Regions from separate parts of the Homo sapiens genome. Here region 2 is linked to region 1. Evidence: read pairs that join two places in POLR2A ChIA-PET (ENCODE). Cell type or tissue: OCI-LY7. All regions are shown on one strand. Each heading gives the region's core, and the rest is flanking DNA. Links, peaks and the distances in the headings are about the cores only. Region 1 overlaps RNF44 (ring finger protein 44). Region 2 holds the start of LOC124901142 (a long non-coding RNA gene).

The links. ChIA-PET counts read pairs that join two places held together with the same protein. Peaks named below come from ENCODE experiments on the same cell type or tissue, not always from the same donor. Only the 100,000 strongest peaks of a DNase experiment are listed, where the experiment ranks them.
Region 2: POLR2A ChIA-PET joins it to region 1 with 22 read pairs; 30 of 35 experiments call an interaction of 5 or more read pairs at or near these places.

Annotation. Positions count from the first base shown.
Region 1 is chr5:176,525,526-176,530,898 of GRCh38, forward strand. RNF44 (ring finger protein 44) reads right to left here. Exons shown (of 11, transcript NM_014901.5): 5 at 5,323-5,373; 6 at 5,057-5,218; 7 at 4,557-4,681; 8 at 4,206-4,293; 9 at 3,998-4,119; 10 at 3,763-3,862; 11 at 1,187-3,565. The coding sequence ends at 3,503. Among named protein-coding and RNA genes, the nearest start is that of RNF44, 9.2 kb to the right of the region's middle. In OCI-LY7, for the core only: no CTCF peak of the experiment used is centred there; DNase peaks (open chromatin) are centred at 1,946, 3,056, 3,876 and 4,496; H3K4me3 peaks cover 3,005 bases; H3K27ac peaks cover 3,909 bases.
Region 2 is chr5:176,452,124-176,457,496 of GRCh38, forward strand. The region is part of intron 1 of FAF2 (Fas associated factor family member 2); the gene reads left to right. It overlaps LOC124901142 (a long non-coding RNA gene), which reads left to right and starts at 192. Exons shown (of 2, transcript XR_007059070.1): 1 at 192-1,105; 2 at 1,195-2,874. In OCI-LY7, for the core only: no CTCF peak of the experiment used is centred there; no DNase peak of the experiment used is centred there.

The DNA.
Region 1 (5,373 bases), core at 1-5,000:
TTAGATTTAGTCCTAAGTATTTCATTTTTCTTTGAGCCATTAGAAATGTTATCATTGTGTTTTAAGCTGGGCGCGGTGGCTCACGCAGGTAATCCCAGCACTTTGGAAGGCTGAGGCAGGCAGATCACTTAAGTTCAGGAGTTCAAGACTAGCCTGGGAAACAACATGAGACCCCGTCTCTACAAAAAAATACAAAAACTTAGCAGGCCATGGTGGCACACGCCTCAGGTGATGCTAAATTAGAGGAGACTGAGCAAGGGCTACCAAGCGCTGCCGCGCAGAGAAAAGCAAGGTTGCAGGCTGGACGCGGTGGCTCACACCTGCAATCCCAGCACTTTGGGAGGCCAAGGTGGGAGGACTGCTTGAGCCCAAGAGTTCGAGACCAGCCTGGGCAGCATAGTGAGACTTGTTCCTATTGGAAAAACAAAACAAGTTGTGAAATGAGGGAGACCTTATTTCCTCATGACAGGCCTGAGCCCCCTGATCCAGTCAGGACAGAAGAACCTACCTTGAGATTCATTTTTATTTTTTGAGACACAGTCCGCTGTCACCTAGGCTGGAGTGCAGTGGTGCAATCTTGGCTCACTGCAACCTCCACCTCCTGGATTCAAGCAATTCTCCTACCTCAGCCTCCCGAGTAGCTGGGACTACAGGCTTGTGCCACCATACCTGGCTAATTTTTTTTTTTTTAGACGGAGTCTTGCTCTGTCACCCAGGCTGGAGTGCAGCGGCACGATCTTGGCTCACTGCAAGCTCCGCCTCCCAGGTTCACGCCATTCTCCTGCCTCAACCTCCCGAGTAGCTGGGACTACAGGTGCCCGCCACCACGCCCGGCTAATTTTTTTTTGTATTTTTAGTAGAGACAAGGTTTCACCGTGTTAGCCAGAACGGTCTCAATCTCCTGACCTCATGATCCGCCCACCTCAGCCTCCCAAAGTGCTGGGATTACAGGCATGAGCCACCGGCTGGGATTACATGCATGAGCCACTACGCCCGGCCTAATTTTTCTGTGTTTTTAGTAGAGAAGGGGTTTCACCATGTTGGGCAGGCTGGTATCGAACACCTCACCTTAAGTGATCCACCAGCCTCGGCCTCCCAAAGTGCTGGGATTACAGGTGTTAAGCCTCATCCCCATCCCACCTCCCACCAAAAAGACACGGGCAGCCAAAGGCAGCGTGGGCGGTCGTTGGTATACATCATACATTTATTAGTGAATATCCCTCTGAAATCAGCAACAATATTAAAAAAAATAATGATTGCACTACTTGGTCAAGCAGAACTAGCAACTTTCATTTTAAAAAAAGTACAAATCTGTTAAAAATTTCAATCAGTATACACATATATATAATACAACATACTAGTTATGTTAAATGCTACAAACCAATGTGAATCCCATGGAATGGAAAAAACCACACATTTAAGCTTTAAGAACCATTTTTTTCTCTATATATTAGCATTTTCTCAAATACATACATGGGAAAAATGAGGTAACTGTAAAATGTGCAAGGAACAGGGCCCCCAAAATTACATATATTTCTACATATATATGTAATTTTATATATATATAAAACCTTTCTAACACAGAACACAGGCGCTGGGCCCAGCCAGGGCTGGGGGAAGGTGCCCACTGTCATGCCTAGGCCAGAAGTTGGTAAATAAGAGAGTAAACAATGGCAAGCCCCCACCACAGGAAATCATTGGTAACATGGCATCTATAGCAAGGTCGGCAGATCACAAACATCCTAAGTAATTGTTGTATAAATCTTGTTTTTTAATGATGATCTTTTTAAATGCTGTGTTTCCCCCCCAATAGCTGCTTGTTGGAATCACTGCTGCAGCCGACACACAATCTGTGAGCCTGTTTCCGCCTGCCCCAGGAACTGTAAGGGGTTTGAAAACGTTTTGTTGGGGTCGGGAAGGGAGGGGTTGGAGAGGGTGGTTCTGTGTAAAACACGTGGGTTTTCAACACTGCTATAAATATAGAAACGTCACCTGGAGTTATATACAGTAAGACTTTGGGTTCTCCATGGGGGTGGGACCAGGCTGACGGGCCCCACGGCAGGCTGGGGCGGGAGGTGGGAGCCAGGGCCACTGCGAGGAGAACGAGGGTGGTTGGAGCATCCCTGAGGCAGCAGGCGCCAGGGGCTGCCTGCTAGGATGTGCCGGCCCCACACGCAGTTCGTTCAGGGCAGCAACCCCAGCTGGGTATAGGACAAGAAAGGATTGGGACCAGGGAAAGTGGGTGGGAAGCTCAGCCAGACCCTACAGCGGCCTCCTCCAGAACTTGGAGGACAGGGATCAGGCTGGGAAGGCCCCCTGGAGATGGGGGTCCACAGCCTTCCTGGTCCCCATCCTCCTGGGACTTCCTTGGAGGAGATTCGCCCAGGCAGGTGGGAGTTGGGCCCTGGCTGGAGGGAGAAATGCCCTGAAAAGCGTCGGGTCCCGGTAGGCTCTAGGGACGTGTGCAGTACAGTGCATGGCAGTTATCAGCTGAGCACAGACCCCCAACCCTGCCCCACGACCGCCGGCCGCCCAGCCCAGCCCGGCACACGCATGCATGCAGGCCGGCCAGCATGACCGTGCTCGGCCCCCTGGGCACTCGGTCCCAGTTGGTCCCTATACCCGCCCCTATTAAACCAAAAGAAAAAAGAAATTGTCTTAAATATCCACATCCCCAAATCCTACACGTGATTTTGGGCCAAATGAATGAACAAAAACTGCTGCTCCTCACGTTCATGCAAAACAACAGAGGGAGAGGAGATTGGGCACGGGTCTGGCTGCATCCCTGGGAGGGACAACCACCGGGAACACAGGGCTCCCTCTCCCCGTATGGCCCAAGCCCCTCAGGATACGTGTGCCCCAGCTCGGGATTAGGCTGGGACGCCCTCCAGCCTGAGGGTGGGGCTGGAATGTTGTTCCTGGGATGAGGGTCCCCTAGGGAACCAGACTCAGCCCTCACAGCAGCCAACACAGAGCCAGCTGCCTGAGTTCACTGTTCGGGGTCAAGGAGGGGGGATTCAGCCCTGGGGCTCAGGAAATGGCTCGTGACACCGTCTGTCTACGCACCTGGCAGTGCCACCTGGGCAGAGGGCACGCCATTTCAGAGCATGAGACCTTCTGACCCAGGATGGTGCTCTGTCTGCCCATCCTGGGGCCAAGGATCTCCACCGGCCCCACTGAGGGAGCGGACCCCTGGCACTCAGTGCCAGCAGGAAAAGGAGGGACCTGAGGGTGCACAGGAGGGAGACCCGATCAGGGACACTCAGGCAGCTCCGTGGCGGGCGGGCAGGCAGGCAGACTAGGGAGGGAGTCTTTGGAGCTTGGCAAATGCAGGGGCTTATTGCAGGGACTCCTCGCTGGGCTGACCCTGGCACCAGCTCTGGAAATGCAGGCAGGAGCGAAGGGGCAGGCCTGGGCCACTCCCTCCCCATCCTCCCTGGGCCCCACCCACAAGTTTCCAGAGCTTCAGGCAGGGTTCTCCCGGGCAGGCGGCTGCGTGGCCTCACTCAGCCTCCCTGGGCACCTCGGAGGCGTCGGCCCGGCAGATGGGACACGTCCGGTTGGCCTGTGGGAACATGCACGTCAGGCGTTGCTCTCACCAGCCCCAACCCACCACATCTGTGCAGCCACCTGGGGGGACTTGGTCCGCTGGAGCCAGAACTTCCGAGATGATGACAAGGACAAGGAGGGAAACAGCCCAGGCCAGCCCATCCCCCCGTCACTGCATGAGGAATACCCAGGAGCAGACCTGGGCAGTGTTACCTTCAACCACTTGTCAACACACTTGGTGTGGAACTCATGGTTGCAGGGGAGGACTCGGAGCAGCTGCCGCGCCTCGAAGTCACTGAAGCAGACCACACACCTGTGGAGGGGCGCGGAGCGTCACCTCCACGCTGAGGGCCATGGGAAGGCTCAGTGGAGTGTGACTCCCCTGAGAGGGGCGTCCCACGGCAGCCAGCTGTGTTCAGAGGGGTGGGAGGTGGGGCAGGGTACTCACAGCGTCTGCTCCGACTGATGGCTGTCCGGGTTAAAGCGGTACGACGGGAGCTGCTCTATGTCTGCTTTGGTGAGACCCCGGGGCTTGGCATCTCCCAGCCGCTCGGCCAGGTTCAGGAGGGCCTGCATGCGGGCAGGAGACGGGGTCAGCGGCGCCCAGGGCTGCAGGTCTCCCAAACCCCACCTCCCAGCATGGGGCTCCATGGGACCTCATAGTTCTCCATCTCCACATCATCCACGTCCAGGTCCAGGCTGATGGTGGGCCCCATTGCTGTTGGTGACATTGGCAGCATCGAGCTAGAGAGAGACAAGTGTGGGGGCCCAGGGTCAAGGTCAGGAGTGGGGCACACAGAGCCGCTCTCCTGACTCCCTCCTTGCAAACAGAGCCCAGAACGTTGCAGCGGGGAAGGGAGCCCAGCTGGCGTGCCTGTCAGGTTAAGGGGGGAACGCCAGGTGGCTTCAGAGGCCCTGGGGCCCCTGGAGCTGTGTTTAGGTCTAACCACTGGAGGTTCCAGGAGAACAGGGCATCAGGGACCTGGGGCGGATGTGCGGATACTTACAGGAAGTAGGGCAGGAAGCTGGGGTAGTAGGGTGGTGGGGGTGGGGGTGGGGGCGGCGGGGGCAGTGGCTGCTGCAGGCGGTATCTCTGGGTGCTCAGTCTCCGTGGCATCATGTGAGAATATGGCTGCAAGAGGGGCCAGGTGCAGGTCAGCCCAGCAGGCCTGCCTCCCAGCCGCCCCGGAGCCCAGGTGCAAGTCAGCCCGGTGGGCCTGCCTCCCAGCCGCCCCGGAGCCCAGGTGCAAGTCAGCCCGGTGGGCCTGCCTCCCAGCCGCCCCGGAGCCCACGTGCAAGTCAGCCCGGTGGGCCTGCCTCCCAGCCGCCCCGGAGCCCAGGTGCAAGTCAGCCCAGCAGGCCTGCCTCCCAGCCGCCCCGGAGCCCACGTGCAAGTCAGCCCGGTGGGCCTGCCTCCCAGCTGCCTGGGAGCCCAGATGCAGGTCGGCCCAGCGGGTCTGCCTCCCAGCTGCCCTGGAGCCCAGGTGGGGGTCGGGGTGGCACTCACCACACCAAAGGACAGCTCCTGGTGCAGCGGATCGTGGGGCAGGTAGTGCAGGGGCACCGACGGGGAAAGGGCTGGGCCAGGCGCAGAGGTGGAGTAGGTGAAGCTGCCCAGGGAGGGCTGGTCCCCACGCAGGTCCACGTCGTTGTCGAGCCGCTGGAGGGGCTGGAAGAACCAGCGCCGGGTCAGCAAGTCAGTGAGACGAGGCTGTCCTCACCCTGCCTCCCCCCACGCCATCTCCCTCCAGCATCGGACCCATGCCGACTCACCATCCGAGGGTGCTGGGTCTGCAGAGACACAAACTGCCCCAGGGGCGCCAT
Region 2 (5,373 bases), core at 106-5,105, 73 kb before region 1:
CTCGGCTCACTGCAGCCTCTGCCTCCCAGGTTTAAGCTATTCTCTTGCCTCAGCCTCCTGAGTAGCTGGGATTACAAGTGCCTGCCACCATGCCTGGCTAATTTTTGTATTTTTAGTACAGACAAGGTTTCCCCGTGTTGGCCAGGCTGGTCTCGAACTCCTGACCTCAGGTGATCCACCTGCCTCGGCCTCCCAAAGTGCTCGGATTACAGGCGTGAGCCACCGGACCTGGCCAGCAGGTAACATTTATTAAGTATCTACTATGCCTTAGGCATGGTGTTAATGTATAACTATTATGTTTAATCCTTACAGCAGTTTACAAAGTACCATAGGTGGTATGCATAATGAAGCAGATCTATTGATGTATTTACTCAAGGTGATTAAGCTACTAGGTAGTGGAATTCTAGTGGGTCTAGATCTGGACTTGATGGCTGAGTTCTTACTAATATACCTTGCTACTTTGGAAGAGGAATAGAGTTTCAACATGTGTTGGGCAGAATATTCAAAGCTAAAGAAATAGCTTGCACAAGGTAGGGAGATGGGAAAGTGAAGTGTCTGTGGTGATGAACTGAAGAGTATTGAAAGTGGACAATAAGACTAGAAAGGTAAATTAAAGCCAGATTTTGGAGGCCTTTCAAAGCTGTTCACAATGTTTAAACTTTAATCTGTAGATGAGGGGAGCCATCAAAGGATTTTTCAACTAGGGAGTGACACTAGGTTTCAGGTTTGCTTCATTAGCAGTATGGAGTATGTGTTTGGAATCTCCACAGGGGTCAGTACAGAACAGGATGACACTGCTAGGAGTTGGTTCTCAATATGTTTCTTCATTTGGTATATTGAAATCAGTAAAAGTAAAATATTTTGGAAATCTCAGGTTTCCTGTATTTCAATTTTTTTATGATGTTATTTGGTTAGAACTCCCCAAGGCATTTTATTTCATATCATGTTTCTCAGCCCATTTGATATCTTCCAGGATTTTTCTACAGTTCTCCACTTCTGTTTATTTTGGAACCAGTTGAATATGAATAACTATTGCAGACAATTGTTTTCAGCTATTTCAGATGGGAAAGAATAAGGACATAGGTTTTAAGGAGAGCTAATGCAGGTATGTGGAAGGTTACTTTTATTGGCGTTCATTTTCCCAAATTTCCAAATATAGCAGACTCTCCTAGTGTCTTGGTTTACTGCCTCTAGGTTGCTGTTTGAACAACTGGAGAAGGATGACATGGACAGAGAGAAGGGGGAATTAAAGGAGTTATGCAGGCCAGCAGAGGAAGAAATGATCCCTTTTCTGCTTGCACAGGAGGAAGAAATTTATGACCCTCATCCTTTTAAATGATAGCCTGAACGCTGGGCTGTAGAATCAAATTTATAAGTCATTTTGAAAATCTTTCTTTTGGCTTCACCTGACTATATTACCTAAAGGAAAAAAAAACACATGGTGCTTTTTGTTCATGTATTTAAAACAGAACATACAGTGGTCCATTTGAGGGTTTTTTGCCAGAGAATTTGGCACTGTTGAGAAAACAAGAGCTTTGAAAATCCAGGCAAACATGACTTAACTTTTCAACAGCTTATGGTGAGTTCTGTGATCTTGAACAGGTTCTCACTTCTTTGAACCTCTTTCATTTTCTATAAAATGGAGATACTGGCCGGGCGCAGTGGCTCACACCTGTAATCCAAGCACTTTGGGAGGCCGAGGCTGGCAGATCACGAGGTCAGGAGTTCAAGACCAGCCTAGACAACATGGTGAAACCCCGTCTCTACTAAAAATACAAAAAAATTAGCTGGGCGTCGTGTCAGGTGCCCATAATCCCAGCTACTCGGAAGGCTAAGGCAGGAGAATTGCTTGAACCCAGGAGGCGAAGGTTGCAGTGATCCGAGACCGCACCACTGCACTCCAGCCTGGGCAAGAGCGAGACTCTAAAAAAAAAAAAATTGGAGATACTATTATCTAGTTCACAACATTCTTTTTATTTTTTACTTTAAAAAATCTAGTAGGCTGGGTGCCATAATCTCAGCACTTTGGGAGGCCGAGGCAGGCAGATCACTTGAGGCCAGGAGTTCGAGACCAGCCTGACAAACATGGTGAAACCCCGTATCTACTGAAAATATAAAAATTAGCCAGACATAGTGGCATGCACCTGTAATCCCAGCTACTCGGGAGGGTAAGGCAGGAGAATCACTTGAATTCTGGAGGCGGAGGTTGCAGTGAGCCGAGATCGTGCCACTGCACTCCAAGCCTGGGCAACAGAGTGCGACTCCGTCTCAAAATAAATAAATAAAAATAAAAATACAAAAAAAGTTAGCCCAGTGTGGTGGCACAGGCCTGTAATCCCAGCTACTCAGGAGGCTGAGGCATGGGAATCACTTGAACTCAGGAGGTGGAGGTACCAGTGAGCCAAGATCGTGCCACTGCACTCTAACCTGGGCAACAGAGCCAGATTCTGTCTGAAAAAAAAAAAAAAAAAAAAAAAAAAAAAAAAAATCTAATAATACATGCTTGTTGGAAGTTAGCAACATACAATTGTATTTTAAAAAGTAATCAAATCTTATTTTATTTCCCCATTCTAATTCCAGGTTTGTTGTTTATCTTTGTGTATTTTTGTCTTCTGCATACACAGCTTAATGTGGAAGCTCTCTTAACCTTAACCTTCACTTGACTGATTAATTGGAGCAGATATCCTCCTTTTCCTAAACTCTATTCTGTAATATGTTCAAGCATTTCTGCAAACTCTACTCTGTAATGCACTCAAGTGTCTCACCAGTCAAGTTGTATTCCTGACAAGAGGCAGTTATATTTGCTCCCAAACTAGTGTGTGCTGGTTATGTTTGTCACATGTGTTTAATTAAACACTACATAAACCTGTAAAATACCAGTGCAAAAAGAGTTTTCATCGATACGAAAACTAAATTAAAAGCTTTAAACAGGCTCTGTCTGGGGAAATTGCTAAAAAAAAAAATTGTTGTTTAGTTAGGTGTGGGCAAGTTAACTGTAAATGACTTAGGGAGAAATCATTGAGATACAACATTGTACACTTACTGCTTGGCAAGTGTTTAAGGTTGCACTACACTTAAGGAAATCAAATCAGTATGGGTTATGCTAAAAAGATCCCAGCCTGGGCAACATGGTGAAACCTCATCTCTACTAAAACTACAACAAAAAAATTAGCTGGTCGTAGTGGCGCATGCCTGTGGGCCTGTGATCCCAGCTACTTGGGAGACTGAGGTGGGAGCATCACCTTAGCCTAGGAGGTGAAGGCTGCAGTGGGCTGTGATTGCACCACTGCACTCCAGCCTGGGTGACAGAGTGAGACCCTGTCTCAAAAAAAAAAGTAAAAAATAGCCAGGCACAGTGGTGCACGCCTGTAATCCCAGCACTTTGGGAGGCTGAGGTGGGCAGATCACCTGAGGCCAGGAGTTTGAGACCAGCCTGGCCAACATGGTGAAACCCCATCTCTACTAAAATACAAAAATTAGCCAGATTTGGTGGCGGGTGCCTGTAATCCTAGCTACTCAGGAGGCTGAGGCAGGAGAATTGCTTGAACCTGGGAGGCAGAGGTTGCAGTGAGCCAAGGTCGCACTAGTGCACTCCAGCCTGGGTGACAGAGTGAGACTCCCTCTCAAAAAACTAAAAATAAAAACTAAAGAAGTTCCAAGGAGTGCTAGTGGATTCATTCCCTAAAGAAAACGATAGGCTTTTATCAGAAACTTATGTTCATGTGAGTACTTTATGTTAAAATGAAATATTTACATAAATATTCATTTATGTAAAAATGAAAACATGTAAAATGTTAAAATGAATATTTTTATTACTTTGACTTCAGTTAATTGATTAGTTATGGGTCTCATTCTCATTGGGTAAGAGAACTTCTGTCTTTGTCTTATAGAGATATGATTATATTATACTTAACTCTGCATAGCATAGGTAAGTAGTCATGAAGACTGACTGGGTTTGTTTGATTGAGACAGAGTTTTGCTCTTGTTGCCCAGGCTGCAGTGCAGTGGTGTGATCTCAGCTCACTGCAACCTCCACCTCCTGGGTTCAAGCAATTCTCCTGCCTCAGCCTCCCGAGTAGCTGGGATTACAGGTGTGTGCCACCACACCCGGCTAATTTTTGTATTTTTAGTAGAGATGGGGTTTTGCCATGCTGGCCAGGCTGGTCTTGAATTCCTGACCTGAGGTGATCCGCCTACCTCGGCCTCTCAAAGTGCTGGGATTACAGGCGTGAGCCACCGTGCCCGGCCCAAAATATATTTTTAAAACTTAAAATGAACAACTCAATCAAAAGGTAGGGAAAAGATCAGAACAGACAACTCACCAAAAAAGATATACAGATGGCATGTAAGCATATGAAAAGATGCTCAAATCTTTAAGGATTTGAGGTCCTTAAGGAATTGCAAATTAAAACAGCAATGAAACAGGAACTCTCCTGAGCTCAAGCAGTCCACCCCTTGGCCTCCCAAAGTGCTGGAATTACGGGTGTGAGCCACTGCACCCAGCCTCAACTGGAATTTCTGTTCCACTGGTCTTCCCCTATATATGCCAATATAACACTTAATTATAGAGGCTTATGATATATTTTGATCTGGAGGAACACCCCTGCCTCCACTCTGTTGCTCTTTTTCAGAGTTTTCCTGTTTATTTGCTCCTCTAAAAGAAATTTGAAATCAACTTTTTAAAGTTGAAATTTTATGAAATTTGTAAATGAACTTCAGGGGTTGTAGTTGACATCTTTATGTTGCTGAATCTGTTCAAGAACATAGTTATATCTTGGAAAGGTTTTGACATACTTACTCAGTAGTGTTTGCTGGCCTCCCTTTTTTGGGGTACTTCTTTATTTGACAAGTACAGACACTTATTATCAAGTTGGTTCAAAATGCGTTATTTTTTCAGAGTGGGCTGGGCATCGATATTTATGAACTCCTCTAAGTATTTAAGAGGAATATTTCTGAACCTTGCAAAGTAGTATACATTCTGATTACTCTGAGTAACAGATTACCTTTACAGCAGATAGTCTTTTAGAAGTAGGTCTTTGAGATGGGTATTGATAAAGATTAGTATTTTTTGTTTTGTTTTTTTGAGACGGAGTTTCGCTGTTGTCCCCAGGCTGGAGTGCAATGGCTCAACCTTGGCTCACTACAACCTTTGTCTCCCAGGTTCAAGTGATTCTTCTGCCTCAGCTTCCAGAGTTGCTGGGATTATAGGCGCCCACCACCACTTCTGGCTTATTTTTTTGTATTTTTAGTAGAGACAAGGTTTCACCATGTTGGGCAGGCTGGTCTCGAACTCTTGACCTCAGGTGATCCACCTGCCACAGCCTCCCAAAGTGCTGTGATTACAGGCGTGAGCCACTGTGCCCGGCCATAAAC